4 separate regions of the Homo sapiens genome follow, and all the other regions are linked to region 4. The links are chromatin loops, found by intact Hi-C in ENCODE. Cell type or tissue: A673. All regions are shown on one strand. Region 1 has its middle 110 kb from the start of LINC01626. Region 2 has its middle 200 kb from the start of LINC01626. Region 3 has its middle 98 kb from the start of OGFRL1. Region 4 overlaps RIMS1 (regulating synaptic membrane exocytosis 1).

The links. Hi-C counts contacts between places; a loop is a spot of excess contacts. Peaks named below come from ENCODE experiments on the same cell type or tissue, not always from the same donor. Only the 100,000 strongest peaks of a DNase experiment are listed, where the experiment ranks them.
Region 1: a loop joins it to region 4, with 8 times the contacts of the local background. A loop is called at or near these places in 81 of 110 quality-filtered maps.
Region 2: a loop joins it to region 4, with 6 times the contacts of the local background. A loop is called at or near these places in 33 of 110 quality-filtered maps.
Region 3: a loop joins it to region 4, with 3 times the contacts of the local background. A loop is called at or near these places in 3 of 110 quality-filtered maps.

The regions. Positions count from the first base shown.
Region 1 is chr6:71,530,336-71,538,335 of GRCh38, reverse strand. No RefSeq gene overlaps it. Among named protein-coding and RNA genes, the nearest start is that of LINC01626, 110 kb to the right of the region's middle. In A673, a CTCF peak has its summit at 4,314 (motif pointing left); no DNase peak of the experiment used is centred here.
Region 2 is chr6:71,618,361-71,626,360 of GRCh38, reverse strand. No RefSeq gene overlaps it. Among named protein-coding and RNA genes, the nearest start is that of LINC01626, 200 kb to the right of the region's middle. In A673, a CTCF peak has its summit at 4,232 (motif pointing left); a DNase peak (open chromatin) is centred at 4,250; H3K27me3 peaks cover 254 bases.
Region 3 is chr6:71,186,736-71,194,735 of GRCh38, reverse strand. No RefSeq gene overlaps it. Among named protein-coding and RNA genes, the nearest start is that of OGFRL1, 98 kb to the left of the region's middle. In A673, a CTCF peak has its summit at 3,747 (motif pointing left); a DNase peak (open chromatin) is centred at 3,725.
Region 4 is chr6:72,081,334-72,089,333 of GRCh38, reverse strand. All of the region lies in intron 2 of RIMS1 (regulating synaptic membrane exocytosis 1), which reads right to left. Among named protein-coding and RNA genes, the nearest start is that of RIMS1, 200 kb to the right of the region's middle. In A673, CTCF peaks have their summits at 3,973 and 4,172 (motif pointing right); a DNase peak (open chromatin) is centred at 4,183; H3K27ac peaks cover 965 bases.

The sequences.
Region 1 (8,000 bases), 550 kb after region 4:
TGAAAATTAAATTTCCTTAAACAGTTAAACATTGATTAAAGCTTTACTTAATTAAAGTCACTTCCATTATTTAAACAATAATTATAATTCTACTATGACTAATTCTTTTGAATATTTTTAAACTCCAAAAACAAGAGATAAAATGTGTACAAATCCAGTGAGTATAAAATGTATTGCTACACTTACACCTATTTTGTAAAAAGCTGGACTCTGAGTTTATTTTTTCTCAGTATTTCTTCATTATTTTATATTTTTCTCATTTTTGTTTTTATGCCTTCTTGTATTATAGCATGTTTTTGAAACTGAACCTGCTTCCTCCTCATCCAATTAACATCTCAGATTTGTTGAGGTTCTAGGATTTGGGTAACCAACCAATTGCTTTTTGGCTGGGCAAAGAATCTGCCTACTTCTGCCAAAATGAGTCACATGTGAGCTCTAGTCATCTCTCTGAATTGTTTGTTTTGCTTTTTATAGTTAAATCTTATATTTTAGCTCACTAAGGCTTTTTAACTTCATTTTTTTCACCTAGGATTTTTGCAACCTAGCATCTTACGTTCTCTTCTGCATTTCCTTTTCAATCTTGCATGGCCAGTGTTTTATAACTCATCTCATCATTTTGTGTAGACCTCAACTGCTAACATTATCAGAAACTCACATATGTTTTGTTATGGCATATTATTAGAGGCACCATTGAGGTTTCATCTCATAGAAAATAAGTCACAGGGCTTGCTCAGTTGTTTATTCCTATATCTCTTGTTAGTTAATTCGCAATCTTAGTACCCCTAGTGTTGATTTCTTCCTACTTGATTATTGCGTGAACCAGCACTTCTGAATGTGGGACCTTGTTGTATCTGGTTGTTCAATGTACTCAGTAGTACCAAAAATTCTTGTTCCAGTTACTACATTTCTCATATATATTTGACTCACTCACTTCCTAATTACACAGAATAAAAGAAATGCATATCTATATAAATATAAATTTAATAATAAATCAAGATATTCATATATAAATATTCTCTACTAATTAAAGACAATACAACAAATACCATTAAATTTTTATTTCTTCTCACTTATAGGTGGGAGCTGAACAATGAGATCACATGGACACAGGGAGGGGAGCAACACACACTGGGACCTGTCAGGCGGTGGCATGGGGGATAGGAGAGCATTAGGAAAAATAGCTAATCCATGCTGGGCTTAATACCTAGGTGATGGCTTGATAGGTGCAGTGAACCACCATGGCACATGTTTACCTATGTAACAAACCTGCACATCTTGCACATGTACCCCAGAACTTAAAACAAAAATAAACATTAAAACAGATTTTCTTTTCTCTTCGAATTACTGTGCCCCTTATAATAGACATCTCTTAAATTTTCAAGAATTAAAAAATACTTATTTCCATTAACTCAAATCGGATTGTCACAACTTCATCAAAAGGAGCTTCATTAAGCTGCGCTTTTGTTTTTTTAGCACTACCCCCAACATCCTTGAAAAGATTTCTTGCTTTCCAGCAATAGTAAGATGGTCTTTGCTTATTTTGAATTTTCCATTGCCTAAGGTATGGAATCGGCTACTTCCCTAGGAACGCTGGCATTTCTCTGTGAAGACAATATAAGAGACCAAATCTGTGCACATAGCTATGTGGATTCCCATGTCAGCGGTGGGCAAATACACCACTGCTCCTCTTGGCCACTTTTCATATAGACCTGGAGAGAATATTCCTTTTAAAGTTCATAAGTTTACTTTGGTTTTTCCAATATGACATGATAAATTGTTGCTCCTTAGGTTTTTTTAAAGACCAAGACTCCAAACCAATGGACATACCCCATATTTATAAACCCCTGATAAGTCATTTTCCATTAGCTTGTATCCCACTGTAGTTATGGGGCTTCTGTAAGAATCAGGCTCACATTTTCTCCTTCATGACTGGAATAATTGGGGTCCCACAGGTGCCAAAACTCCTCCCTGACCCATTCTTTGCCATCGACTTGTTTGCTATCCATAGCACATTACCTGTGCAAACTCTGAAGTTTCTAATATTTTCATTGCTCCTTCTACCTTCTGAGCAATCAAAGGTCCTCATGACGAATCAAGAATTTTCAGAAATTCTACTTTTAGCAGAACTGTATTTCTGGTAGATAATTATATTTGCATCTTTCTTTTTCCTTTGTAAGTAAAATTTCCTTATCAGTGAAATGCTCTGTTAAGAATTAGACACTTTCCCAAGCTATAAAGATTTAGAGAGATGCAGTAGGTGGGACATTTGTCCAATCTTCCTAGTCCTTGAGCAACATTTCTGAAGGATCCCCGCTACTAAACAGGAAAGTGGGCCCACAGGCAAGCCACTTAGAAAATGTATATCTTGGATGGTAGCAGCTCTTCTCCTCTTAGTATTTCCCCAGGGGACTTCATTACCTGAATGGAATACTTTTTCCTGCCATAGTAAGGGGCACTTAGTCCTTTGGCAAATCTTAGCCATTTGCTATTTCCTCCAGTAAGTAAATAGGATAAACTGCCTCCTCTGAGGTGTTCTTTGCTGCTCAGTGCCATCCAAGTATCTCCTGGAAAAAAATAGTCTGGAGATATTAATACTATTCACTACCATTATCATTACATTACCAAGCATATATCACAAATTGAGGACTATTGTTACATATAATCTCAATTAATCTTAACAACTGCTTGCAATAATATCACTTTTATTCCATTTTTCCAGATAAGAAAACATAGATGTAGAAAGCTGAATTCACCCAGCTTGAAAGTGGCAGCACAGGAATTAGAACTCACAATATCACCTCTGAGTCTATATTCTTAGCCATTAGCTTGACTTCCTTGTTCCTTTTCATCCTTTCTCACACCCCCCAATTTCACGTTTAGAGAATGAGTCCCCAAAACAGATTTTATATTTCATTAGCCTAATCATAGCACAATTCTATTTAGGTACAGTCCTAGCAACAGCAACCATTCCTTATTTTTAGATTGTAATTGACAGTAACCTAGAGACCACATGCCATTTCTGAACTATGCCCATTAAGTTTATATAACATCAAAAGCTCAACTTCTCTTATTGTTCACCTACAACTTCCCTTCTGCCCTCTTATAGGTGAAATCAATTACAGCATCCTGTTCTTGCCTTTCACATATTGTCAAATCATTTCTCACACTACATGCTTAGTCTAATTGTGTGAATTCCACTCCCCTGAGTTACTGGCTTTGAAAGGTTGCTGAGCTCTGTCACGACCTGGCCACCAACGTGTACACAATCTTCCTAAAATGCTGCCATGGCCTCATTTTGTATTAACTCTTTTCTGTTACTGTGAGGTTATTTCTTCTCTCAGCTCAAATTTTCCCTTTCACCAGCAACTTCATGTTCAAACATGGTATCAGCGATGATTTCATTAGAGTATGCTACAAAAAGAGTGAGGTTGAAATATTAAGAATATACATATATGAATCAACTTCTTGGAAGATAGGTATTTATTATGCACCAAACGTGGGAAAAGAAAACAAAGGAACAGCAGAAACCAACATTAGAGAGAGAGATACATACATGCATTTATGCATATATGAACATGTGTTTTCTTCAATATATCATAAGTTCTCATGAGTATCAAATTTTTAAAAATCCAATTTGAACAGAGGATAATGTTTAAACATTCCAACTTTCGCAAATAACTTTAACATTTCAGTGTTACCTCCCTAGATCTTTCTGATGAGAATTGACATTGGGTTATGCAGAACTTGCAGAGGCCTCAGACTGGGACGATAGACACACAAATTTACATTCTCTTGGACCAGGTGGCTCTACATTTTGAACTTTGTTTAGATATTCAGTGGACTTTCATAATAAATACCAGTAAGAATCTTTTCTATTCCACCTCTGTTTCTCCCCATCTTATTACCTAATGCATGCTTTAAGTTCTCATTTATAATATCGGTAATGACTTCCATGATTGTGAATAATAAAATATCAAAGAATGCCATCAAGGTAGCATAATGGAATTTAAATGGTACTACAAAAATATTCTCAGCATGTATTAGAGAATTCTAAATTAGGAAGAGATCTAATAGGTACCGAAAACAGTTCCTTCATTTTACACTTAGGAAATTTAGGTGTTTGTTTATAGATAATAGTGATAATAGCTTTTAATAATAATAATATATTTTATTAATAATAGTAGCTCTGTAATTCCTGACAAAATTTAGAAGCAAATTTAAAACTTTTAGTTTGGGTTAGAGTGGGAAAATGTGAAAAATATCAGGATTCATTGCATTTCTGAAACAATACTGGCTCCATCTGGTGGCCAAAGTAATAATTCCCAGTCAATAATGTGTTTATGATTAATACACTGTGCTTTCTTGAATTGAAAATGTCCGATTGGGTCCAAATATTGAAGAATTTAGAATATAATCCTAAATTCTTATATATTTAATCTATAGACGGTTACAGTTGCTACCTGTGATTAATTTCTTCCAAAGTGTATATGATTAATAAACTGTAAGTTGAAGTTGAAAAAGAGCCAAAAATCTAGTTTAGAAAAATGAAGATAATTTCCCAACTATCTTCTGAGAAAAATTTGTATTCATCTAAAAATATATTAATATATTTTTTATGAAAAACGGCAACAAAATCCATTACTTTTTAATCAAGGCAATATAATTAGTACCAATTTATTATTTAATATGTATTACCAATTAAAATGTAAAACTCAACATAAATTATTTAGTGATTTCAAAAATCAATGAGGTTAGTACCGTATTAGCATTTGTTCCTGTTCTTTGAACTAAGAAACTAAAACCAAATGAGTTAGGCTGTTGTATTCTCATAGGGAAAATCTACTTTGTTTTTATTATTAAATAAACACAGGCATTCTTTCCTGCTATTCTGTGGAAATTTTGAAATTTCAAGCTAATTGTTTTGTGTTAGTGTCTATTTTAGAACAAGAGGCTTCAACTTTCTTTGGATTCTGAAAAGAGCTTCTAGCACCTTAATCATTTATGAAACTGTGTACTAGTCACACAAGTGGGTTCAGTTTTTGAAAATTCATCAAGTTGTGCAGTTAAAATATGCTTGTATATTATACTTGAAAATGAAAATAACATTTTTGGAAGTTTAAGAACCATTGTTTTTATGTCCCCAAATTTAATATATACTAATAATTAGCCCTACCATAAGCTGAGTTGAATATATGGTAAAGGTTATTAAAACCTTCTGAAAATCAGTTTCTCTAAATTTAAAGTATAAATAACGTCCCATGGGTTGTTAAGAAAACTACTATATAAAATTAAAATTGTCTGGAACTTCATGCTTGCTTCTGAAAGCTACTCAGACGGCTTCTCACGAATTCTTCCTCCACAGCTGGCCAAATGATGTTTAGAATCATCGATGCACTCACTGCCTGAGGAATGGAATTATACGTTTATTCTCACTATCTTCATAAGAAAAGAAACTTAAGAAAATAAGGAAAATAAAAGATATGCACAGTTTAGATAGTATTACAGCACCAGTGTCAAAATACGGCTTTTCAATGCCTCTGTGCTGATTATTTATTTATTTATTTATTTATTTATTTATTTTGAGACGGAGTCTCGCTCTGTCGCCCAGGCCGGACTGCGGACTGCAGTGGCGCAATCTCGGCTCACTGCAAGCTCCGCTTCCCGGGTTCACTCCATTCTCCTGCCTCAGCCTCCCGAGTAGCTGGGACTACAGGCGCCCGCCACCGCGCCCGGCTAATTTTTTGTATTTTTTTTTAGTAGAGACGGGGTTTCACCTTGTTAGCCAGGATGGTCTCGATCTCCTGACCTCATGATCCACCCGCCTCGGCCTCCCGAAGTGCTGGGATTACAGGCGTGAGCCACCGCGCCCGGCCTGATTATTTATTTATTGCCTCTCAGGTCCAAATTCACCCGGTTTTTCGGCTATAAAAACGGATCTGGGCCCTTTCAATATATATATCAGCTGGCCGTGAAGCTTTGTGAGTGGAAGGTGCTAGAGAGACACTGCAGGAGGAAAAGAATTTTGCTTTCTGGTTCCAGGGTACTCACTCAGCAGGTTCCAGCACTGGGTGCTTATGGTACTCACAGCATCACCAATGTCCAGTTTCTGCAGTCTACAGTAGTCAGTAGCACTCAGCAGCCAGTAGCTCTTTCCAGCAACCCTCCCCTCCCACGCAGTGAATTTGTAGCAGAGCGCTTCCAACTCCTGTGGCATGTGCGGCATCTCCTGCGTTCAGTTCCTGCAGGGTATGGTAGTCAGCGCACTCAGCTTCCTCGCCCACTGTCCCTTTATATGGTTTGTTATGGAGCTCCTCCTGTGAACTAGCTCCCCATGAACAGCTTTCCCGGCTCTCTCGAGGGAGGATTGCCAACAAGTTCTGCCCACAGGACACCACAGCAACTCCTCTGTCAGCCAGTGAGCCAGGGAAGTGATCCTTCCCAACCAAGTCTGGATCTAGCACCTGAGCTCTCTCAGCCTGAGGGCGCGCTCCAACCTGAGCTCTCTCAGACCGAGAGCAGTGTCTCTCCTTAACACTGTTATTCATATATTCTTTCCGATTCTTTCCAGTTCTTATTGCCCAACCCCTTGTATTCTAATCCCCGTTCTAGTTAATAATTCTTTATATGAAACTTTCCGTGTTCAACTTACTGCATGGTTACTCTCTCCTGATTGGGTCCAGACTAACACAGCCTCTTATTTTTCAATCAGCTAAGATGAGTAAAGGAATCTATTACGTATATGAAAGGAACAATAACTAGATTGCATTCATTCAATAGAATACTTGATCTGGTTACACACAGCTGTGTGGCTTGCTAAGTTTTCTTCTCAAGGATGTAAAATATATGAAGAGTAGAAATTAATCCTTAACTGATGGGATTCATGCAAACAGTACTGATTTGTGCATGTGTAAAATACAGAAATTTGTAAATCAGTTATTTGTGCAATGAAGCTCTGGAACATCTTGAGAGTTATTTAACTAATCAAATATGGTTCTTTTAAGGAAAGATGTCCAAAGACATCTTGAAAATAAAAAGGATGAGTCACACTAGGGATAATAAGGTTAGATTTTTGTGGTAGTCATTTTCCATTGGCAAACCAGGCTCTCCCACTCTCAACCTGTTGTTTGTGTGGGTTTGACCTAGTCCAAACATTCATCCCTCCCCAGGCCCTCCAGCTCCTCCAAGATATTGAGATGGTGGGAATGTGACACAGGCCCAGCTAATCAGCTCTTCATCCTCTGACCATGATGATTAGTTCAAGATGGACAAATAAAACAAATCTGTCTAATGAATGTGATCTGATATATTTTGCTGGAATTTTTGGGAAAAAAAAGGTCTCTTTTGGTTGGGGTTGCCGAGTTGCTAGGAAGTGAGCCTGAATCTGCTAGTCACTATTTTTGCCAGTGCATGGGAGGAACCAGTGTGATAAAGAGGGAAACACAGGAAAACAGAATCAAAAGATTTAAAAACGGATTCTAGATGACATTATTTGGTGCCTTGGATCTGGCCTCTGGCTGCAGATATCTAAAGTTTTCAGAAACATAAGACAATAAATGCCCTAAGTCAGTTTGAGTTTTATTCTGTCAGTTGTGAATAGAGTCCTGACAGCTGCAATTATGGTGATTTGAATAACTGAGGCCTTTAGATCAAAGACCTAAGTAATTCATTGTTTCCTAGGTTAAAGTCCAAGAGTGAATTTTGGTCAGGTATGTGTCACATGCTTACTTTGTATAAAGTACTCTATGCTAGAGAATGGACATTTGAATTGCCAAATCTAAGAAATGTTTCAGGGATGATTGATGTCATTACCAGAGTGGATGCTTCTACACTTTGGTGTTCAGTAACAAAGCTGCATTATTCTGGGTCAGGCAATCATTCCTAAAATATTAGGAATAAACACTGGGCGAATTGGCCAAACATAGTGTTTTATGCTGCAATTTTTTTTTTGCAATCTGTGACCTATTGTTTCTTATTACTTTCACCAACTGATGTTGGTAGAG
Region 2 (8,000 bases), 460 kb after region 4:
TAATTCACTCACTATCACGAGAGAAGTATGGGGGAACCACCCCATGATTCAATTACGTACCACCAGGTCCATACTACAACACATGGGAATTATGGGATTACAATTCAAAATGAAATTTCGGTGGGGACACAAAGCCAAACTATATCATTCTGTCCCTGGTCCCTTCCAAATCTCATGTCCTCACATTTCAAAACACAACCATGCCTTCCCAACAGTTCCCCCAAGTCTTAACTCATTCCAGCATTAACCCAAAAGTCCAAGTCTAAAATGTCATCTGAGACAAGGGCAAGTCCCTTTGACATATGAGCCTGTAAAACCAAATCAAGCTGGTTACTTCTTAGATGCAATGGGGGTACAGGCATTGGGTAAATACACCCATTTCAAGTGGGAGAAATTGGCCAAAACAAAGAGGCTACAGGCGCCATGCAACTCACAATCCAATAGGGCAGTCATTAAACCTTAAAGCTTCAAAATGATTTCCTTTGATTCCGTGTCTCACATCCACATATCACTCTGATGCAAGAAGTGGGCTCCCATGTCCTTGGGAAGCTCTGCTCCTGTGGCTTTGCAGGGTACAGCACCCCTCCCAGCTGCTTTCACAGGCTGGCATTGAGTGCCTGTGGCATTTCCAGGTACACAGTGCAAGCTGTTAGTGGACATATCATTCTGGGGTCTGTAGGATGGTGGCCGTCTTCTCACAGCTACACTAGGGAGTACCACAGAGGGGACTGCTGTGTGGGGGATTTGACCCCACATTTAGCTTCTGCACTGCCATAGCAGAGGTTCTGCATGAGGGCTCCACCCCTGCAGCAAACTTATGCCTGGACATCCAGGAGTTTCCATACCTCCTCTGAAATCTAGGCAAAAGTTCCCAAATCTCAATTCTTTACCTCTGTGCACCCATAGGCTCAACACCACATGTAAGCTGCTAAGGTTTGGGGCTTGCACCCTCTGAAGCAATGGCCCGAGTTGTACCTTGACTCTTTTCAGTCACAGCTGGAGCTGAAGCAGCTGGGACACAGGCCACCATGACTTGAGGCTGTACAAAGCAGAGAGGCCCTGGCCCTGGCCCAGGAAACCACTTTTCCCTCATAGGCCTCCAGGCCTGTGATGGTAGGTGCTGCTGGGAAGATCTCTGACATACTCTGGAGACATTATCCCCATTGTCTTGGTGATTAACATGCATCTCCTCATTACTTATGCAAATTTCTGCAGCCAGCTTGAATTTCTCCCCAAAGACAGGTTTTTATTTTCTATTGCATCATCAGGCTGCAAATTTTCCAAACTTTTATGCTCTGCTTCCTCTTGAATGCTTTGCTGTTTAGGAATTTCTTCTGCCAGGTACCCTAAATCATCTCTCTCAAGTTCAAAGTTCTACAGATCTCTAGGATGGGGCAAACTGCCACTAGTCTCTTTGCAAAAGCATAACAGAATCACCTTTGCTCCAGTTTCCAAGAAGTCCCTCTCCATCTGAGACCATCTCAGCCTGGAATTCATTGTCTATATCACTATCAGCATTTTGGTCAAAACCATTCAACAATCTCTAGGAAGTTCCAAACTTTCCCACACCTTGCTGTCTTCTCAGCCTTCCAAGCCTCTGGGAAGTTCCAAATATTCCCACATTTTTATGTATTCTTCTGAACCCTCTAAACTGTTCCAAACTCTGCCTGTTACCCAGTTCCAAAGTCACTTTCACAATTTTGGGTATCCTTGTAGCAGTACCCCACTCTCTGTGATACCAGTTTACTGTGTTAGTCCTTTCTCATGCTGCTAATGAAGACATACCTAAGAGTGGGTAATTTATAGAGGAAAGAGGTTTAATTGACTCAAAGTTCAGTATGGCTGGGGAGGCCTCAGAAAACTTACAATCATGGTGGAAGGGGAAACAAACACATCCTTCTTCACATGGCAGCAGGAAGAAGGAGAGTTGAGCAAAGAGGGAAAAGCCCCTTAAAAAACCATCAGATCTCATGAGAACTCACTCACTATCATGAGAACAGCATGGCGGAAACTGCCCCCATGATTCAATTACCTCCCACCAGGTTCTTCCCACAACAGGTGGGAATTATGGGATTACAATTCAAGATGAGATTTGGGTGGAGACACAAAGCCAAACCATATCAAGTACTTAATGCACCATGTGAAGCTCAGGAGTAAGGGTTAGATGTTGGTTTAGGAGTAATCCAAAAATGAAAAGTCCAACAACTGAAAGTGATCATTGGATTTAGCAATAAATAGGCCATTGAAGATCTTAGTGAAAGTAGTTTGAGAGGAGGGGAGAACTGGGAACAAGGAATGGAGTAAGGACAAAGAGCCTCAATCATACTAGCTTGTATAATAGATCATCCCCAGAATATTGTGTGGCTTGATACATTGAACTTTCATTCTCTCTTCATAGTGGACCAAATCCAAGCAGTAACACAGGGACACAAGTTCTTCCCATTTTGTGGTACAATCATTTTCAATAAATTGTCTTCAAGGTCAGAAGGGCAAGAGAGTGAAGTCTTGCATATGAGAGCCTTTTATGAAATATTAGAGCAGCATTTATCCCTTCCATCCATATTCAATTGGCTACAATCAAAGTGGTACCCCTCAACTGCAAGAACTAGGAAATAATTTAATGGGCACCTAAGAAGAAGAAGAGAAGCCCAAAAGTTAAAAAGCATTAGCATTCACTTGCACAACAAGCAACTATCTTTGGCAGGATGGAAGCAGACTGGAAGAACAGAGAGGAGAATTCTAGGACATTTTAAAAGAAAGTGATGTTCAACTTGAGCCTTGAAGAACAGTTCACTAGGAAATCAGGGATGGCATTCTGGGACTCAAGAACAGACTATGTCAAGGGCATAGCTTGTTCATACATAGATCATGGATCATAAGGGAGATACAGGGATAAGTGCAATCGGAAGTGAAGGAGTCTACCATGTAATCCTACATGTGAAAGAAAGCTACCTTTCAAAATAGTTATCAGTATTTCACCCCAAGGAAATTTCCAGACAAGTTTGCAATCAATCTCTAAGATCTGCTTTAGGTGCAAACAATAAGAAAATGGAAAAACAACAAACTTTGTATGTTTTCTTTTGTTTCTTCTCCTTTCACAATGCTTATTATATTCTACTACATGTAAAATGAACTCTCCATAATCATGTATCTAATACATAGAAATACTACACAAAGACTTTCTCTTTAAGGTTTGATTTTTAAAATTTGTTTTCTTTATTTATCCTCTCCTAGCTTTATTATTTAATCCTCAATGAGAATGTTGGCAAGTTTAACTGGGAATCTTAGAAAACATTGTTGCCACTTTCTTATCAGAATTCCGTTAAAAAATTACCTTGCTATAATGTGAATTTCTACTGCAACTACTTTTAATAGTTTTTCTAAAAAGTTAAAAAAATTTTAAGAAGATGAACCTGAAAAGGGCACATCAGGACAATATTTTTTTGTTTCATTAAGAAGCAACAACAACAAAATGTGATCGGCAGCACTATTAAGGATAATTGGAAGTGTAATTATTCCAGAGAATTTTAGATTTAATTGTCACTTCACTGCACATGTTATTCAAATACCTGCCAGTCTCTCTCCAAAGATGTCAAAATCAATGGCAAAAATAATATCTAATTAATTGATTTGTGAAGCTGTATATTTCAAAATTAACATGTGACCCAGTATGAATTTTATTTATGAATTTTTTATATTTCAACTATTTCCAGAAGACATTGAGTTCATTGTAATTAAAAATTATTAGCTATATATTAATAAAATCCTTTTCCATGAAATCTTCTATTTATGACTGAGATTATTGAAACTTAGATTACATTTATTAGGTTTTAATATTCTTGTTTGCAAAATGAAAAGTGAAATAAGTTTCGATTCTAATAGAGTCAGTAGATGATATATGAAAAAAATATTTTTACAAACATTCTCCAGGAGTAGAAAACTTTAAATGAAGACTGAAATGGAAGAATTGCAAATACAGACAAAAACCTACCAAGGCAAAAAGAATTCCAGATTATCACAAATGCAAGCATCTTAATCAATGATTCTGTTTGTGTTTTTCATGTCACTTGAGAATCCTCATTCTTGGCATTCCCTGAAGCATCTACAGAGACAGAAAGGCTATACTGTCTCAGGTTGTATCTATTTACACCACACACCTGGAGGAAACTCAAAAATTCATCAATAATTCCAAATATTCTGCCGCTTATTATGAAGACACTGCGAAAGAAGAAAGAGTGCCACCTAGTGAATTCCTTCAGGAATCTTTCCTAACAGTCATTCATTTGATACCCTTCTGAGGGTATCTACTCAGAGCTATGTACTGGGTACATACTTCTCTTGAGCCACTCATGCTCCTAGCAGCCTTCCCACTGCCCTGTTCCCTTACACTTGGTGTCCTGTGTCTGGAATGACTATGCTCTTCTTCTTCACACCTGCTAAAATTTTACAAGACACAGTTTAAATGGTGCCTCCTTGTTAAGACTTTTCCAACTGCCCCTCTTCCCAAGTAGAGTTGCTTTCTTGGGGGCTTTGTGCTTCTACCACATTATCTATTATCCTCCTCTCTCATATGTGTGTGTATGTGGCACATACTCTGTTACTATTTTTTTAGATGTCTGTACATCACATTCTGTATATTTTAAGGGCAGAAGCAATATCTGTCATATAATAAATGCTCAATTAATGTTTGTTGCATGAATCAAAAGACTAATTTTAAAAGGGTCACTTTCATTTTGTAGTACTAGTACCCATTACCCTGCTCAAGCAATCTAGATTTTAGAATATGTTTTGATAGTATCAGAGATATTGACGACTTCTTCTATTGTATCTTTAAATTGGTAGTCATCAGCAAATTGACTCTCTAAGATAATGTTTATCTGCTATGGACATCTTTACTGCTAGATGAAAATACAATAATAACTAACAGACTCTATGTGTCAGCCCTTGATTACTTTATAAAACTAAAAACAGACTCACAAGATACTCAATGAATGTTTGTGAATAAGTTAATAAATTCATTTTGTTAAGAACTTCAGGCCGGGCTCAGTGGCTCATGCCTATAATCCCAGCATGCTGGGAGGCCGAGGCAGGTGGATCACGAGGTCTGGAGTTCAAGATCAGCCTGGCCAAGATGGTGAAACCCTGTCTCCACTAAAAATACAAAAAAAATTTAGCCAGGCGTGGTGGTGAGCGCCTGTAATCCCAGCTACTTGGGAGGCTGAGGCGGAGAATTGCTTGAATCCGGGAGGCAGAGGTTGCAGTGAGCCGAGATCATGCCACTGCACTCCAGCCTGGGTGACAGTGTGAGACTCTGTCTCAAAACAAAACAAAACAAAACAAAATAAACAAACAAAAAAAGAACTTAATCCATGTTAGGGGCTATGTCAGAAAAAACAGATGATGAGAACATGATCACTAATAGACCTGGAGAAACCCCAGTGAGAAGTTCTGCACTCGCCATCCTGCAATGCACTGTACACACTCCCCAGCTTTGCACCTCAAAGTTATGCCACAACATAAAGAAAGTTTAGTGTCAGAGGCAAACAACAAGAAGTGAAATGAACCAAACAGAGCTTAACAATACAAGGTATAGGGGAGATCCAGGAAGGCCGCTGGGTCCAAGGGTTCACAAAGGAACCACAGGGAGAAGATCAGGGCTTGGTCTACAGGGAGAGCAGGGAATGGGTGCTCCTGGAATCCCACTTCATGTAGATTTCTATTTTTCTATTTTAGAAATGTAAAATGAAGTGGGATTCTAAATTAGAAATCAGGCAGTTGGAGGAAAGTCCAAATAGGTAAGAGGATTAAGAACTCAGATGAGAATACAAGTGTATTCTTAATCACAGTTGGGCCAAAAAATTAGATAGTAGGAGGAAGGTGCCAGCAAAAAGAAAACAGCTAAATACTGCCCCCAAAGTCTTGTCAAAACAGAAATCTGTCTCATATTTAAAGTACCCTATACTTCAGAGAAAAGAGGAACACAAATGCTTCTCAAACTTGGCTGCATAAATTTTTAAAATCTCAATATCCAGGTCATACCCCATAACAATTCAGAATCTCTGGGGTTGGGATCTGGGTCTCAGAACTTTCTTAAAGCACCCTACTTAATTATAATCGCTAGCCAGAGTTATGACCACTGCTCTAGTGTGACAGGCAAGCAGAATAATTTTCTCAGCCCATCTCTGAAGAAAACCAAACTCCCAGGCTGATAACCAATCAGCTGCTTTCAGGCCATGGACCGGAAGAGGACTGACATAGCCAGGAGGTTCAACATTATGTTGAAAGCATCAGGATCCAGCAGAGAAGGCTGTGGAGATGGCAGGAGGTCTAACCCAGAAGAATTAAAGCAAGAGTAGAAGCAGAGTAGAAGCAAGTCTGGCCTGGGGCCTTTCTGGAAACCGGCAACCAAACCACACTTTGGATCAGAACCAGGAGAGTGATTCAAAGTAGGAGATTGCACCAGAGATTAAAACAAGGCAATCAGTGGAGACGTTACTGTAAAATAATAATTACCGTATGCCATGTATTTTCTGTGCCTTTGCTAGGTCTCGCTGAAAAAACAAGTCTATAACTGGAAGATCCATCTGTTTTTGTTGTTTTTGTTATTTTTGTTTAACATATACTTCTGGGTGGAGGAGTCGAGGGCTATAGAGATAGGATGAAAAGCCCAAAGGAGAGAGCATCTTAATGAAAGGAAAATTTTATTGAAGATGAAATATAAATCTTTAGTTTCCTCTAGGTGTATGTATGAGTAGTTGAAGGACTGTTTGAAGAAACTTTTGAATTAAAAATAGACTGATTAAAGGCAAAATAATTTAAATGATTATACAATTCAAAGAATGTAAGTGAAAACATATCATTCCCTTTTATGTTTATCATCCCTATTTTTTATGGAATCTATTTAAAAACATAGATGTGAGATTTACTTTACTATGTAAATATTTATGATTAATTTTGCTTATGGTATTTTCCATCTTATTTTATATGACTCATTTCAAATATGAAGACTCTTTCAAAAAAAGTGAATAAAAATTCCCATTAAACAAAATAAGTATGCATAGGAGGTTATAAAAACTAAGTGATAATATATAATCTTCCAAAATAGACTGTGACAGTCTCCATCAAAACTACTATAAATTTACAAAAACACGCAGATAATATCCTGGCATAAGCAGCTCTCACCTTTTCATACTTTTTGCATCTGCTTAAATAATAGTATTTTGAGAATCTCTGGTTAAACATCAATTTTCTTGTGCATCAAGAGAGAAAACAATCAGTGGTATCTTTATATAATATAAAAGTAAAACATAATAATACAAACCCAATCAACTTCACCACATTAAAAGAACTGATCTACAAATACATGCCACAATATGGATAAACTTCACAAACAATACATGAGAAAAACAAAAGCCAAAAGAGGACGTACTCTGTGAGTCTGTTTATCAGAGAAATAGGTAAAACTGTTTCTGCTATTAAATATCAGGACAGTGTTTAGCCTTGAGAGTGGGAACAACTGGGGGCTTCAGCCTAAGTGGGAATAATTGGGGGTAATGTTCTATTTCCTCATCTTGTCCTCATTGTCTGAGTATAGTCAGTTTGTAAAAAGTTAATGCAGAATACATTCTGATAGGTGTACCTTTCTGTAGTTATATTATGCTTTGATAAAATGTTACTTTTCAAAATCCCACCAGAAGTGCCCTTATATGCCCATTTTTTACCATAATGGATCAAATCAGAAGCAGCATGAAAGACTGTTTATCATCTTGGATTTGGAGTCTGGTAGCTTGTGTTTGAGTCTTGCCTCTATTACCAGCTGTGTGGTCTTGGGAAATGACCTAAACTCTCCAGAATCCAGGCACCTCATTGATAAAAGGTGATTTTAAAAGCCTCACCTCAGAGAATTATTGGGAAGGGAAGTATAAATGATGATTATAAAATAGCACTGTTTCTAGTACACGGCTGGATAAATGTGAGCTTCAGTTCCATATGTATTCCCT
Region 3 (8,000 bases), 890 kb after region 4:
ATTATAATCTTGTGGATTTTGCTATTGGCCTTATCGATGTTCAAACTGCCTTATCTTTAAGTTGGTTCCAACTTTTGACAAAACCTATTAGTCTTTGATAGCTTCCTTGATATCTGCTATGATGATACTCCAGGCTTATTGTACATTTTCTGTCCAGCACTGAAAGTAGCCATTTCCCCAAGATTCCCTGGTTTCTTTTAATGTGAAATAGTAATTCAAGACCAAAAACCAAGGGCTAGGGTGCTCATCTATAGTAGGCTCAATATAGTTTCCAGGCCTTTACAATGGACAGAAATACATATAACAGATTAAGCTAGGAGATATATAGAAATATATATATATACACACACACACATATACATATACACATACACACATATATAGTTATCATAATATATATACTTATATAGGGAGACAGTTATAATTTCTAGGTAATTTCAATGGGCAGACCTAGGAGGTAATTATCATAGACATAATGGACCAAGCTAGGAGAGAGAGAGAATATAACACTTTTTTTTTTTTTTTTTAGATGGAGTTTCACTCTTCTTGCCCAAGCTGGAGTGCAATGGCGAGATCTCGGCTCACTGCAACCTCCGTCTCCCAGGTTCAAGTGATTCTCCTGCCTCAGCCTCCTGAGTAGCTGGGATTACCAGCATGCGCCACCATGCTTGGCTAATTTTGTATTTTTAATAGAGACAGGGTTTCTCCATGTTGGTCAGGCTGGTTTTGAACTCTTGACCTCAGGTGATCCACCCACCTCTGCCTCCTAAAGTGCTGGGATTACAGGCATGAGCCACTGTGCCTGGCCGAATATAACACATATTCTGTAGAATAGAATAAACTAAGATAGAATGAATATCCTAGCTTGTCATTATATCTATACATTTTTATATATGTATAATGATTATGTGTATATTACTATATTGAAAATTATTTCTAATTGACATAAAAAAGCTCTTCTTCTTACTCCCACACTCAACACTTCTGGTCACCAAAATTGGTGGGGACTTTTCCCCATACAACAACCGATTCTCCAGTGGACACCAACTGAGTATCCTATAATTCAATTCAATTCTGACACAGTCTACCTGGAGTTAGAGTCAAATTCCCAGGTTAAGGGTTCAGTCCAAAGACTGCCCCCACTGCAGATGCTAATTAACATGTGGGCCTCTGAAACTTCTGACTGACTGGCTATAAATTGGAAGTAACCACTACAACCCGCTCAGGCTTGAGCATTTGCTAGAGAGGCTCATGTAACTCAGGGAAGCACTTTGTGTTTATTGGTGCATTATAAAGGATATTACAAATAATACAGATAAACAGCTAGATGGAAGAGATGCAGAGGTCAAGGTATGCAGGAAAAGGCAGGAAGCTTCTACGGCCTCTTGGGGCATGCCACCCTCCATGTCAGCAACCTGGAAGCTCCCCAAACTCCATGCTTCAGGAAAGTTTATGAAGGCTTCATTACATAGGCATGATTGATTATTAATTCAGTCTTCAGCCTCTCTCCTCTTCTGGGAGGATGAAAGGTGAGGCTAAAAGTTCCAGACTTTTAATCATGGCTTAGTCTTTCTGGTGACCAGCTCCCATTCAGGAGGCCACCAAGAGTCACCTTATTAGAACTCCTATCATCTAGGACATTCCAGAGGATTCAGGAGCTCTGTGTCAGGTGCTGCTGTCACTCAGGAAATTACAAAGGTCTTGGGAGCTCTGCGTTAGGAACCAGGTCAAAGAACAAATATTAGAACAAAAGATTCTCCTAGCACCCAGAAAATTCCAAAGGGTTACAAGTTCTGTGTCAGGAACCAGGTCAAAGACAAAATATTAGAACAAAGATGAACCTAGCTCCCTGATTACTCGGGAAATTACAAGGATTTTTGGAGCTCTGTGTCAGGAACTGGGGATAGAGATCAAATATATATATTTTTATTATGGTACAATTTCCTATTCCTTTAATAATAATTATGTATTTATCATTATAACTATTATTATTTCCTATAGAACGTACCTCTCTATCAGAACTTAGTCCTTTATATCTATTGATAATTCTATATAATTATATGCATGGTAAAATATATAAACAATAATTATATGACAATGATTATTTAATATATACAACTATATATGTAAATATCACTCATTTATTTAAAGATAAAATACCTCGTATGTTCACACTATAATTCAAATTCAGATTTCAATGTTACTTAAACTCTTCTACCTTATGTTCAAATCTCTTTTTGTCTTCAGCAAGAATCCTGGGTTGCAAGGACAATGGGGATGATTGAATGTTTTGTCCATGTCACACAAAACATTCTCAAAATAACACTATCAAAACTACTACCAGTATAATTACTGAAAAACTGTTTCAAATGTTTTTACATGATATTCTCATTCTCTCCTTGTTTTCTTTTAATTATGCTGTATCTATATTGTCAGAGCATAGAGCCATTACCACACTCTGTTCTTATGTCCTTCCTTTGTTCTTCACGTAAATATATGCTCAACGCCCACCATCCATCTTTATGTCAATATTTCTCTAGTAATTTTGGTTGTCTGAAGCTACTGTATACCCAAGGAAGGATTCACAGAAGCAGTATTTTTCAGTTCTGGCTTCCAGGTGACAGCTTGCTCCCTTTATACTTAAAAAAAAGTGTGGTTGAATATAAAATCTTGGGCTTACTGTTTCTTTCCCTTCAACATTTTAAATGTGTTACTCTGTTTTCTTCTGGTAGGAGAAATTGTTATTGAAAAGCATGATAACAATTCCTTTTTCTTTCCTTCATAAGTCACTTGGTCTATGGCTCAGATATTTGTTCTGGGTCAACTTTTCCAGGTATACAATGTGCTCCTTCAATACGTAACTTCACATTTTTTCATCTGATCAAAGTTTTGGTGCATTATAATCAGGTGCTTCTTCTAACTTGTTTTGATTTTTCATTCATGGATTCCTAATTTTTATATAGATACGTCAGATCTTCTCTGCCTGTCTTCTGAATTGATCATGTTCTTACTAACACTTTTCATCTCTTCCTTCATTTCCTTTTTCATTCCTTTCACTTTTTAATTGTGACAAAACACACATAACATAAAATTTACCATCGTAACCATTTTGAAGTGCACAGTCAGTGACATTAAGCACATTCACATTGTTGTGCAGTCAGCACCACCATCCATCTCCAGAACTCTTCGCATCTTGCAAAACTGAAATTTATACCCATCAAACAATGACTCTCCATTCCCGTCTCTCCCACCTAAGTCCCTGGCACCTTCATTTTTTTTTTTTTATATATTTAAAAATTTCCTTCTTTTCGTTTTCTATTTATTGTGAGTCATTACCAGTTGAGTCTATTTGCTCTTGTGTTATACTTCTAGTTAGACAATTTCTGAAATGAATGTTTAATTTTATGTTTAATTCTTTATTGATTTCTACCACTTTATTTCTAAGTTTTCTTTATTCTGGTTTATCTTTCAGATCTTCTTTCTGTTAGCTGTTTAAAAAATATAAATTATAGTTTTCTTTTTTTTTGTGTGAGAACATCTTTCTGGCATATCTTTATTATCTATAGAAATTCTACTCATTTTTTTCTCCCTGCCCTGTAATAAATTTGAATGTGATTTTAGCTCATTCTTTTCTGATGCTCATTTTTACACCAAATTAGATTTTCTGAAGTTTTAGAAAGGAAGCTTGGCTTGGAATCATTTTGGGTTCTTTACATTTAATGTCTCTCGACCACCCTCTTCTGGTTGTTTTTATAAAATGTCCAACGATATAAATACTTAAATTCTAAGATTTTCTGATTCTATTCTCCCTTACCACTTTTATCTGGACCTTATATTTCCTTGGTGTCTAGTGTCCCCGACCTGCTCATCTTAGATTCTCTTAACAATTTATTCTCAGTTTGGATCATAGCTTTGTCTTGGAGGAACCTTTGCTGGGTAACTTTGAGAGTGAAGGGACCTCAGAATATTCAATCTCCTTAGTCTTACCACGGACAGTTTTGGACCATGAAAGCCCCTCCTAGTTTCAGTTACTGTTTTCAATTTGGATCACTGAGTTTTCCAGATAAATGCTTGTTGGCTTCCTCGAAGTCAAGTTTGTCAGAGATCCCATTGCTTCCTCTTGGATAGATGCTGACACCAAGTAAATCTTTTAGCTATTGCTGATTGCTTTGCCCAGCTAATTTTTGTATTTTTAGTAGAGATGGGGTTTCACCATGTTGACCAGGCTGGTCTCAAACTCCTGACCTCAAGTGATCTGCCCACCTCTGCCTCCCAAAGTGCTGGGATAACAGGTGTCCTTTACAATTTTGACGCTCTTTGCTCTAACGTTACAAAGTGCCTAAAGAAAATGATACCTCTAACTTTTAAATTTGTTGCTCAAATAGTTATTAAACCTTTCCTATGTACAAGATATATTGAGCTGGAAACTAGAAAGCTCTGCTCTGAGATCTGGTGAAGTTGGCAGTGGCTTCTCCCAAATTCCCTCATAGAACACACAGAACAACTAAGATTACAAAAATAATTATGGGGCACAGACAACCTCCACAAAACTAGGGACCAGATATCCCCACAAATCCCAAATTATGAGCAACACTACACTACACTACAGCCTGGGCAACAGAGCCAGACCCTATCTCAAAAGAAAAACTTTGTAAAGGGGGCGAAGTTAATTCTTGTTATCAATCCACCAACTTTCCTGACAGCCAGCTCCTCCTTCTGTGCTTCTGGTGGGTGGCTCTCCTTTCTCTTATCTTCTCTCTTTTTTTTTTTTTTTCCTGTGAGACAGAGTCTTGCTCTGTCACCCAGACTGGAGTGCAATGGCAAAATTTCGGCTCACTGCAATCTCCTCCTCCCGGGTTCAAGCGATTCTCCTGCCTCAGCCTCCTGAGCAGCTGGGACTACAGGTGCACACCACCACACCCGGCTAATTTTTGTATTTTTAGTAGAGAAGGGGTTTCACCATGTTGGCCAGGATGGTCTTGATCTCTTGACTTCCTGATCCACCCTCTTCGTCCTCCCAAAGTACTGGGATTACAGGCATGAGCCACCACACCCAGCCCTTATCTCTTTTTTCTTTCCTCCTGAGGCATATTCCCTTCCTGCCCTCCTCGACCTATTTATACATTATACAATTTATACATTTATACATTTTGCTAATGTTTGCTTAAGATTTTTTTCTAAATTCATAAATTAGATTTTCCTTTCTCAAACTGTCCTTGGTTTGGTATAAAGATTATGCTGAAGTCTTATGATGATTTGTCAAATGTCCTCTCTTTTTCTATCCTCTGGAATAGTTTGTATAAGATTGGAATTATTCATTCTTAGAATATTTGCTGGAATATTTTGGTAAAACACTTTGTGTCTGTACATTTTGAGTATGATGATTTTTAACAAGTGAATCAATAAATTTGAGGAGAGTAAGAATATTAATATTTTCTGTTTCTTCTTGAGTCCATTTTTGTAAATTGCATTTTTCCAGGAATCTGTCCAATTCAGTTTTGCTGCTGTTTTGTTTTGCTGCTGTTTTGTTTTGTTTTGTTTTATCAAATGTATTCTTTTCAAATAATCAACTTTTGGCTTTGCTGGGCCTCTTTATTGCATGTTGGTATTCTATTTCATTAAATTCATATTCTTTATTATTTTTATCTTTCTACATTTTCTGGGTTTTTTTTTTCTTAACTTTCGAATATAGATGATTAATTTAATTTTCCTGTCTTTTCTTCTTATCTAATGCAAGTGTTTAAAGTTAAAACCTTTTCTCTGAGTACTGCCTTACCTGCCTCCAACAAGTTATAATAAAATAATTGTATTTTCTTTTAATTCTAAATATTTTCTGATTTATGATGTTTTTGACTCATAAACTACTTAGAACAGTTTCTTTCTTTTATTTTTTTAAAGAAAGTCTTGCTCTGTTACCTAGGTTGGGGTGCAGTGGCACAATCATGGCTCATTGTAGCCTTGAACTGCTGGGTTAAAGCAATCCTCCAGCCTCAATCTCCTAAGTAGCTGGGTGGGACCACAGGTGCATACCACCATGCCTGGCTAATTATTTTATTTTTTCAGAAATGGGATCTTGCTTTGTTGCCCTAGCTGATCTCAAACTCCTGGGCTCAAGTGATCCTCCTTCTTTGGCCTCCCATAATGCTGGGATTATAGGTGTGAGCCACTGTGCCCAGCCTAGAACAGTTTCTTAATTTTCAAACATACTGACTTTTTTTTCTAGTTATCTCTTTGCTATTGAATTCTAGAATGATTGTAATTTGGTCACAGAATGTAATTCCTATGGTGCCAAACCTTTGGAATTTGTTGAGACTTGCCTCATGGTCCAGTATGAATCAATTTGTATAAATGTTCCATGGGCCCTTGAAAAAAGTGAAATGTGTATTCTGCAGCTTACGTCCATTAAATTCAGCTTGTTAATTCTGGTGCTGAAATGGCCTAATCTGCATTGAGTCTTTTGTCTGCATTAAAATACTCTGAAAGAATACATAGGAGACTAGTACATTGCTTTGAGACAGGGAACCATGTGGCCATGGAGGAATGCAGAGCTCTCTCCATTCCAGATAGCATTGCATCTCCCCAGGCCTGGACCTTGCTATTAGAGGAACTGCAAAGGAGACCCCCAGACCACCTCCTGATCCTGGAAAGACTCCCAATCCCTGACACATGACACTCCCAGCTCACTACAACAGTCTGACAAAGACAGTAATCTTATGAAGGGGACTAAAATTGAAACCGACAGTATGTTTTCCCCTAAGAGAATGTCAGGAGTACACCACCCTTCCTCACACCCTTACTTATCTCAGTCAGTATGAACAGCTCAAGGTGTTGGGTCACATGCATTATTTTTTTACCTTTTTCATAAAATTCTGTACATCCGCTCATCTGACCTAATCCCACACACTGACCCATCCTAAAAACTTTCACTGCAATCTTGGGAACTGAGCCATGTATCAGCAAAATCGCCTGTATCTTCAACCTCTCCTCAAAATGCTCCTCCAACCTCTTACTTTGACTGAAACCTGCCACCTTGCTTTGTATTTAAGTGTCACAAAGTTGCTATTTGTTTTCTCACACCCCTACAGGGTCTGGAGCAGAGTGGATGTCCTCATTATTGCTTCTAGACCAGCGCTCTGGAAGTGTGGTCTACAGACCAGCAACAACCACGTCACCTGGGAGCTTGGAAATAGAGAATCTCAAGTCCCACCTGCAACCTACCGAATCAGAATATGCATTTTAACGAGACCCCCCAGTGCTTTGCATCAACACCATAATCTATTTTCAAGCAGAACACTCAAAGTAAGGAACAATCTGAAGCCCACAAAGCTACACCAGACATTGCTTCTGGTTTCTTCTATGACTGCCGCTTGTCTGTTTCTCCCACTTCCTTCCTTAGCTCCACACAGACTCTTGATGTTCCTCAAACACTCCAGCATGTTCCTGCTTCAGGAGCTTTTTATTTATAGCCTCCTCTGTCTGAGACACTTTCCCATCAGTTAACCTCACAGCCCACTCCCATACTCCATTCAGGCCTCTGCAGAACCCACTTTTCAGACAGCCCTCCTTGATTGACCTACATAAATACAGTAGCTGCCTACCTGCCCACAATTATTGCCTACTTTCTTTTTCTTCTAATAGCTTTAATATGTATATATTATTCATCTGTTTCTTTAATTCATTTTATCAATCTCTTCCTTTCTCTGTTTCTCTATCATCACACACACAACAATAAAAGGCCCACATCAGGAGAAATGTCCTCTATTTTTTTTGACTGCTGTTATCTCCAGCATGGAGAACATGTTTCCAGCATGGAAAACAATACCTGCATATTGTAAGTGCTCAATAAACTATTTCCTTACAAAGTAACAGATGAATGAGAAGCAAAGATGAAAAAAAATGCTGTCACTGTATAACCATATATACCTTCCAAATTTGAACCATGGGAACATTATTATCTGCTCAAGAAAAGATTACTTAAATGTTTATTGTTGCCGTCAGCA
Region 4 (8,000 bases):
CCACAAGAGCCACAGCAGGAGATCCCGGGAAAATGATGCCCAGTGTGTTGTCGTGGCTCTGCATCTAAATCAGTTTCAATTCAAATCTCATGCAAGCCCATTTGACTGATGGAACCTAAATTACATCAGGAATTCTAGCTGCAGGAGAGTCTATGAAATGCAGTTTTCAGATTTCTAGCTTTTTCGTAAGACTTCCTAAAATGATTTTGAAATGTATATTGTGAGGGTCAGTCTTCCACTTCAGCTACAATCCTCTAATCTATGTCAAATTGCTTAATTCCTTCCACTGTACCAGGGGTGAACAATATCTGAGTCTAAGTCTAAGATCTCCCTTTCCCATTCATTTTCCATTTTATCTCTCTCCCCTCCCTCTCTTCCCCTCCTTTCCTTCCCCTCCTCACCTCTCCTTCCCTCTCTTCTCTTCTCTCCTCTCCCTCCCTTTCTTTTTCTTCATCATACACTAAGCATACATTACTATGGAAAGCATTTTGCCACCACCAGGAAATTTAAAAAATAGATTCAGTTCCCCAAGCAAATTACTTATATGAGGGGTCTTCAAAAAGTTCATAGAAAATTAGTATTACTAAAAAACTATGCATTTTCAAAACTTTCTTGCACCAAAATGAACTTGTAATAACTGTTATAACATGTCTGAAAAGTACCTACTAATAGTTTGAGCCACTAAGAAGGATAAAACATAAGTTTGAAAAGAGCTTCTATGAGAGCAACATGAATTCCTCTAAAACTGAAGCAAGAACAAACATGAAATTTCAAGTGACCGGGCACAGTGGCTCACGTCTGCAATCCCAGCACTTTGGGAGGCTGAGGCAGGTAGATCACCTAAGGTCAGGAGTTCGAGACCAGCCTGGAGCCGGGCCAACATGGTGAAACCCCATCTCTACTAAAAATTACAAAAAATTAGCTGGGTGTGGTGGCAGGCGCCTGTAATCCTAGCTACTCAGAAAGCTGAGGCAGGAGAATCGCTTGAACCTGGGAGGCAAAGGTTGCAGTGAGCCGAGATCAGGCCATTGCACTTCAGCCTGGGTGACAAGAGTGAGACTCGGTCTCAAAATAAATAAATAAATAAATAAATAAATAAATAAATAAATAAATAAAGTAAATAAATAAAATAAAAATTAATGCAAGTGAAGTTTGGGCAGAAGAATGGTGAAATCACTGACACTTTATGAAAAATTTATGGAACAATATTCCAAATAAATCAGCAGTTTACAAGTGGATGACTCATTTTTAGAAGGAATGAGATGATGTTGAAGATGAAGCCTGTAGTAGCAGACCACATACATCAATTTGTGAGGAAAAAAATCATTTTGTTCATATCCTAATTGAAGGGTACTGATAATTAACAGCAGAAATAGTAGCCAGCACGATAGACATCTCAATTGGTTCAGCTTACACAATTCTGACTGGAAAATTAAAGTTGACCAAAGTTTCCATTTGATGGGTGCCAAAACCATTGCACCCAGATCAGCTGCAGAGAAGAGCAGAGTTTTCAATGGAAATTTTATAGTGGGATAAATATGCTAAAGTATTTATTTGAAGATTTGTTAATAGTAGATGAAATATGGCTTTATGAGTATGATCCTGAAAACAAAGCACAATCAAAAGAATGGCCTTCAAGAGGTGGAAGTGGTCCAGTCAAAGTAAAAGCAGACCAGTCAAAAGCAAATGTCATGGCAACAGTTTCTTGGGATGCTCAAGCCATTTTGCTTGCTCACTTTCTGGGGGGCCAAGGAATGATGACATCTGCTTATTATGAGAGTGTTTTGATAAAGTTAGTCAACCTTTAGTAGAAAAAGTCCCAGGGAAATGCCATCTGAGAGTCCTTCTCCACCATGACAATGTTCTTGCTCATTCCTCTCATCAAACAAGGGCAATTCTGCCAGAGTTTTGATAGGCAATCATTAGGCATCTACCTTACAGTCCTAAATTGAATTCTTCTAACTTCCTTTTGTTTCCTAATCTTAAAATGTCTGTGAAGGGCACTAATTTTTCTTCAGTTAAAGTTATAAAAAATACTGCATTGGCATGGTAAAATCCCCAGGACTCTCAGTTCTTTAGGGATAAACTAAATGGCTGGTATCATGGGTTATAAAAGCATCTTGAACTTCATGGATCCTATGTTGAGAAATAAAGTTTGTAATTTTTTATTTTTAATATCTTTTTTCTGCAAGCTTTGTGGATATATGTACTTGTGTCTGTCTCGCTCATTTTATCTGGTTAAGAAGCTGCAGGGACAGCAAATCAACGTAAAACTTGGACTGAGATACAAGGTACATATACAATCAAACGAACAAACAACCTCCTTCTTTCTGTAGTGATTTAATGCACAGCACAAATCTATCACCTGTGAATGAAGGCCCTCATTATTCTTAGCTTGTATTATTTCATTAGCTTTCTAACTAGGCTTCCTGCCGATGGTTTCCATCATTCTAGTGCATCTTTCATACCGCCTGAATGATCTTCCTAATAAACTGAACCAATCATGTCAATCTACTGATTAAATATCATCTCTGAGGTAGTTCAATTTCTCATCCTGTGGTACAAGGTCCCCACTTACTTATCTATTAGCATCTCTCACATACGTTTTCTCATACATCTTACACTACAATCAAATTAAACTTTCCAGCTGTTTGTCAAACACAGTAGAATCTTCCAAACATCAATTCAACAAACATCTACTGAGGTCTGTTGCACAACCCACACTCCTTAAGGCTCTGGGAGTACAAAGAAAGTAGCATAAGAAGGTCTTGAGTTTCTATTATTTTATTACCTGATATTATAAATACAAGTTGTTTACAGGTGTCAGGCATATGCATAGTATCCTGCAAAAAGAAGCAATTGCAATTGCAAACGTATGTAACTCAGATGAAATCGCTTTTACAGCAGTGTATTTTTCCTTCAGCCTTGAACTTCCTTTCATAGCTTGAACTCTTACCAAGTGTCATTAAAAATTATCAATACTTTACTAATCTAAATTTACTTAGGTGAATTTTTCACCTAACACCAGCTGTAGGAATATAATATGCTATTCTAGATATGAGCATACAGGCTCTCCTTTGGAAGAAATATGAATTATTCTACCATTTGCCTTTGTCGTCTCCTTCAACGCTTTTTGTGAATCACTTCTGAAATTTAAGAAATCTAGTTGTACAAGCTTAAAACCAAGGTTTTCTTCTTTGCCAGGACTTGGGGTTCATCACTATGGCATTCGCTTAAGCACTTTTCTTAGAGTGAGACAAGATGAAGGAAGGATTCCAAAATCCAGTGTAAAATGAAAACATTTGGGAAAATATAGACACAGGAGAAACTCCAAAGATTAGTGGGTACAATTTCCTCATTTTATAAATGGGAAAATTTAGGGACACGCTTTATGTGCCTTACATAAGGCTGGTAAAATGGTTGGTGATAATTAGGTCCTCTGTTTCAAACTTTCCACTACACCATTCTATTTTCAGAATGCTAATTTTAATTATGGCTAAAGGAACGGAAAGTTATTGCTTTGTAAGAGGTGTTTCCTTGGTATCCTCAAACTTAATATGCATTAGAATTATCTAAGGGGCTTGTTAAAATGCAAATTTTTGGACAAACCTACAGAGCTTCTGATTCAGTAGGTTTGGGATAAATTCCAGGAAGGAGCTTTTTTAGTAGTTCTGGTGCAAATTATCCAGAGACCACCATGTGGCAGAGACTGCAAACATTAAGAATAAACTTGAAAATGAAGGCAATTTTTTCACAGATCTGTCATCTCATTTCATAAAAATAATCATCCCAATGAAACTTTAAGCATAAATGCAAAATCTGGGGCACTACCCCTCTGAAAATATGCTGAATAATTTAATATTATGTTATATACACATATTTAACCTGATATCCATCACTGTTTAAAACTTACAATTTTGTGAATCACAGAAATGTGCACATTTGTATATGTGAGTTTTAAAAAGCATCACAGTGTTTTGTACACAGGCTTAAACATAGGTTGCTTCAGAGGCAATATTCTAAATATCTCAGTAATTCAGAAATTTACCCCAGATGTTATTGAGTAATTTTTGAAAATTACTACAGTTCTACAAATTATCAGTTTGTATCTAAAAACGTATTTGGTCTTTAGTTTAAAATGAGTATACTTTTTTCTTATTGCAAATGTCCAGCAGATGGCACTAAAGCATTTTATTTTTGCATTCAATTCTGTCACAGTTATTTAAATTACTTTTCTTTACAACATCTTATGTGTTAAAAAAAAATTAGTACAATCAGCAGGAGATTTGACTTATTAGGAAAATGTGTTTTCAGAGGTGGCTGAAAAAGAACAAAAGAAAAATTTATAAAATGTTGCAATTTCTGCTCTTTTGCAGATGACTATCATTCTACATACCCTTTTAAAAAATTATATATTAAGGGTTTTTGTATATTTTTCTATTGTTGGTAGTTTTTATGGTCCCCCATTTAGCATTGTTAAAAATGAAGTTCATCCAATCAGCATCCCACAGTGTTCTGAAAGCACTGAGAGATGACACTTACAAAAAATAAGAGCATAACCGATGATTAGCTATTAGTGTTTTATAGTCTATTGCTTCAGTCAAGCATTTATTTTTAATTCCATTTTCAATTTACCATAGGAGGCCACTCCCGAGTAAGCATTAAATGAAGACATCTGAGGACATGGAGGCCCACTAGCATAGATTTGTTTTCTGCTGCACTCCATCTCCCAATAAATACCTTCACTGTGTTCCTGAATGCTGTGAGGTGCTACATGTGTAGAAGGCTCATGTGTTGGGTCCTAGAAATACTGTTTCTAGATTATGGAACAATATTACTGCTTTCTAATATTGGAGATATATCAGAGGTCTGAAACTGAAAACCTCGTTCAAGAAAGGGTAATTTTAATATTTTGACAAACAAGTTATCTCATTCACAGTACAATTCAAGAGAAGAAAATCAAGTAAAATTATGAGAAATCATAAAGTAGGATATGAATTAGGAATGTAATTTTTAAAAGGAATGAAGTAAGTTTTAAGAAAATAATCTTAATAGGTAATATTGGGATCATCTATATAACAGATATGTAATCAACTGATATTAAATAGGTCTAATCATACTCCATGCAAACTTTTCCAGAATGTGTCACGTGATCATGCCAACCTAACTAATGCATAAAGAGCAAACTCCATGTGTTGGCAATTTAGAAGACAGTGGTGTCTACACATATGAGCAAGCCAAAGTGTTAAGTAACCAATTCATGCTTGCATCTTCTGGAATGCACAACACACTGTAAACATTGCCTTTGCTCTGTTGTTGACTATCTTCACCAAATTGCTTTGTTATGTTACTATAAAGAGGGAAAAAAACCAACCCAACTACATTATACAACTGGACACTTTTTGGAAGGAATTAAATATAATAGTTCAGGCATAAGTGTGAGTCTGGCCTGGTCAGGATCAAATCTAGTTCTATTTCTCAGCTTCATGACCATGAGGAAGTTATTTAAACTCTGTTCCTCAGTCTCCTCATTTATGAACTGGTGATAATAATAGCAACTTTGTAAGATTATTGGGAGGGTTAATTGAGATAATCAATGTAAAGTGCTTAGCACCGTGTGTAGCCTATGGTAAAAGCTCAATAAATATTAGCTATTATTATTATACGTAGACATAGATAATACATGAGGGAAACAGAGTACTTCGCTTTTAAGTTTCTGAGTACACTTAGCTGATAACTTTGGGAGGCAGTGATGACTGGCAGGATTTCCTGGCAGATGGGGATCAGTATGAGTGGCTTGGATGATCTATCAATAGACCACTAGCGAGGGGCAAATAGGTCATCTTGTGAGATGGAAGTCAGAGTGAAAAATGAGCCCACAAGCAAAATTTGTTTTGTGGAAACTCCAGAAGATACAACCACTGGTGGAACACGTGTAATTTTGTCTGAAAATTTTTTCGGCATTTTTATGGTCATTGCTGATTCACAACAAACAAAAAAAAAGAAAGGAGATTCTAAAAATCTGATATTTATAAAAAGAGTATTATCATTAGTATTATCACTGCACTGATAAATGTAAATTGGCTGAATCACAAATATTTCCAATGCTCTGAAATACTTGGTGAATGAATGATATACAGAAAAATTTTAACGTGAAAGACTTGTTTTCCTTTTCATGTTTAATATCTGATAAATTTACATACATCAAATGTATCCTTCTTATTAGTGAGTTAACCAAATTTTGTTGCCTTTTCTTCTTTTAGGTGAAAAACTATGTTCAGGCATGTGTTACCTAAGGGAGGGGAGCTTTCAACATTACTTTGACAAAGTATCATTACCTTACATTTTTAATATTTGATCAGAATAATTCCTTTAAAACATCAATGGTCCTATAAAGCTCTTCAACCTGCTTTGTTTCTCAGAAATCACAGAGCCACAAGGGAATAAATGAGAAGTGCAATGTCCCCTAATTTCCACAACATCTAATGGCTTCATCTCCCTGGACAAACTCTTCTGTTGGTAAAGTTTGTGCTCACCCATTCTGGTTACCAGGGTCTCTATGTGGCCACTTGTGACATTCCTGTCTTGTCTGTTCAGAGGTTCTGAACACCCACTTATCCCTAGTGAGGGTATAATGAAGATATGCCGCTCCTACTCTGAGTGTAGAAGGAAAGTATATTACTTGCTTCTTGACCCCAAGAAGTGAGTGCACAAGCATATTTCTTAGTTTTAGATTTAATCTCCATGTGTGCCAATACTTGAGAAAAGAGCAGAGCCCAGTGGTTCTAGCGCCAAATTTCCTGGGTTCAAAACTTTCTTGGGCTCTTCCTCTTATTAGCTTCTGATCTGGCAAGTTATTTAACATGCAAAGACTCCACCTCTTCCTCTGTAAAAGGAGGATAATAATGCCTACCTACTGTGGGGTTGTTGTGAGGATTAAAATGGCTAATATGTATATGCAAAGCACTTAGGGAGGTGTGAGACAATAGTAAGTACTCAGTAAAATATTAGCTATTTTATAATGTATAGAGGAAACAGTGAACAAAAATCAGATAAAACATCTATTATGGTCCTGTGAAGTGTAACATTATTCAATGGATTGAAATACATAAATAGGATCTAGAACTATGAAATAAAATACATAGATTGAATCCAGATTCTTAAAAGCAGTGCCATCAAATATTCTATTTGTAAAGCTTAAGTTGAATAGCTGAGTAATAAAAAATTTATTCCAAAAAGGCTTCCTCTTTTTCAGTTTTAAAAGCAGAAGAATACAAGCTTCCTGAATTTTACTTGCACAGTATACTGAATTAGTCAGCCATCATTAGGTACAGTATTTTCTAATGCATTCTGGAGTGCATTTCAAGGCAAGTGACAAGATGTAATTTTCTTCCCATTACATTTGCTAATGATGACATCTGTTTTCATCATTTAATTAAAATACATTGTTAATATGCATATAAAACCTAACTATCATCTAAATAACATAACAGGTGTTGTAAATAACTTAAGTTCTTTTATATCCACGAAAGAGAGATCATAAAACCAATAATTCAAATATTACTGCTAATGTAGAATATAAAATTCCAGAGACTATCAGAAGGATTTTTAATTTATACAAATGCAGATGTATTCTATATCTGTCCCATGTAACCCAGAACCCCTACCACTGTTTAATCAACTCCAGACAACCTCTTCTACCCTCACCAGCCACTGCTTGGTAATAATCAAGTCTATTTTTAAAACTTACCATTTTATGGTATGGTATATTTAGATACTAAAAAAAAAGTGTCATAATGCTTTCACTAATCACAGTGCATACAAAGCTAGGAGCAGTCATTTTACCTTTCATAATATTGCACCATCTATGCGAAACTTTGAATAATATGAAGGTACTTTGAATTTGAACCGCATTTAATTCAATAGACTGTGTCAGAACCCTGGACAGAAAATCTTGCAGTTTTTGTCACTGTCATGATCCAATCAAATTAACCATGATC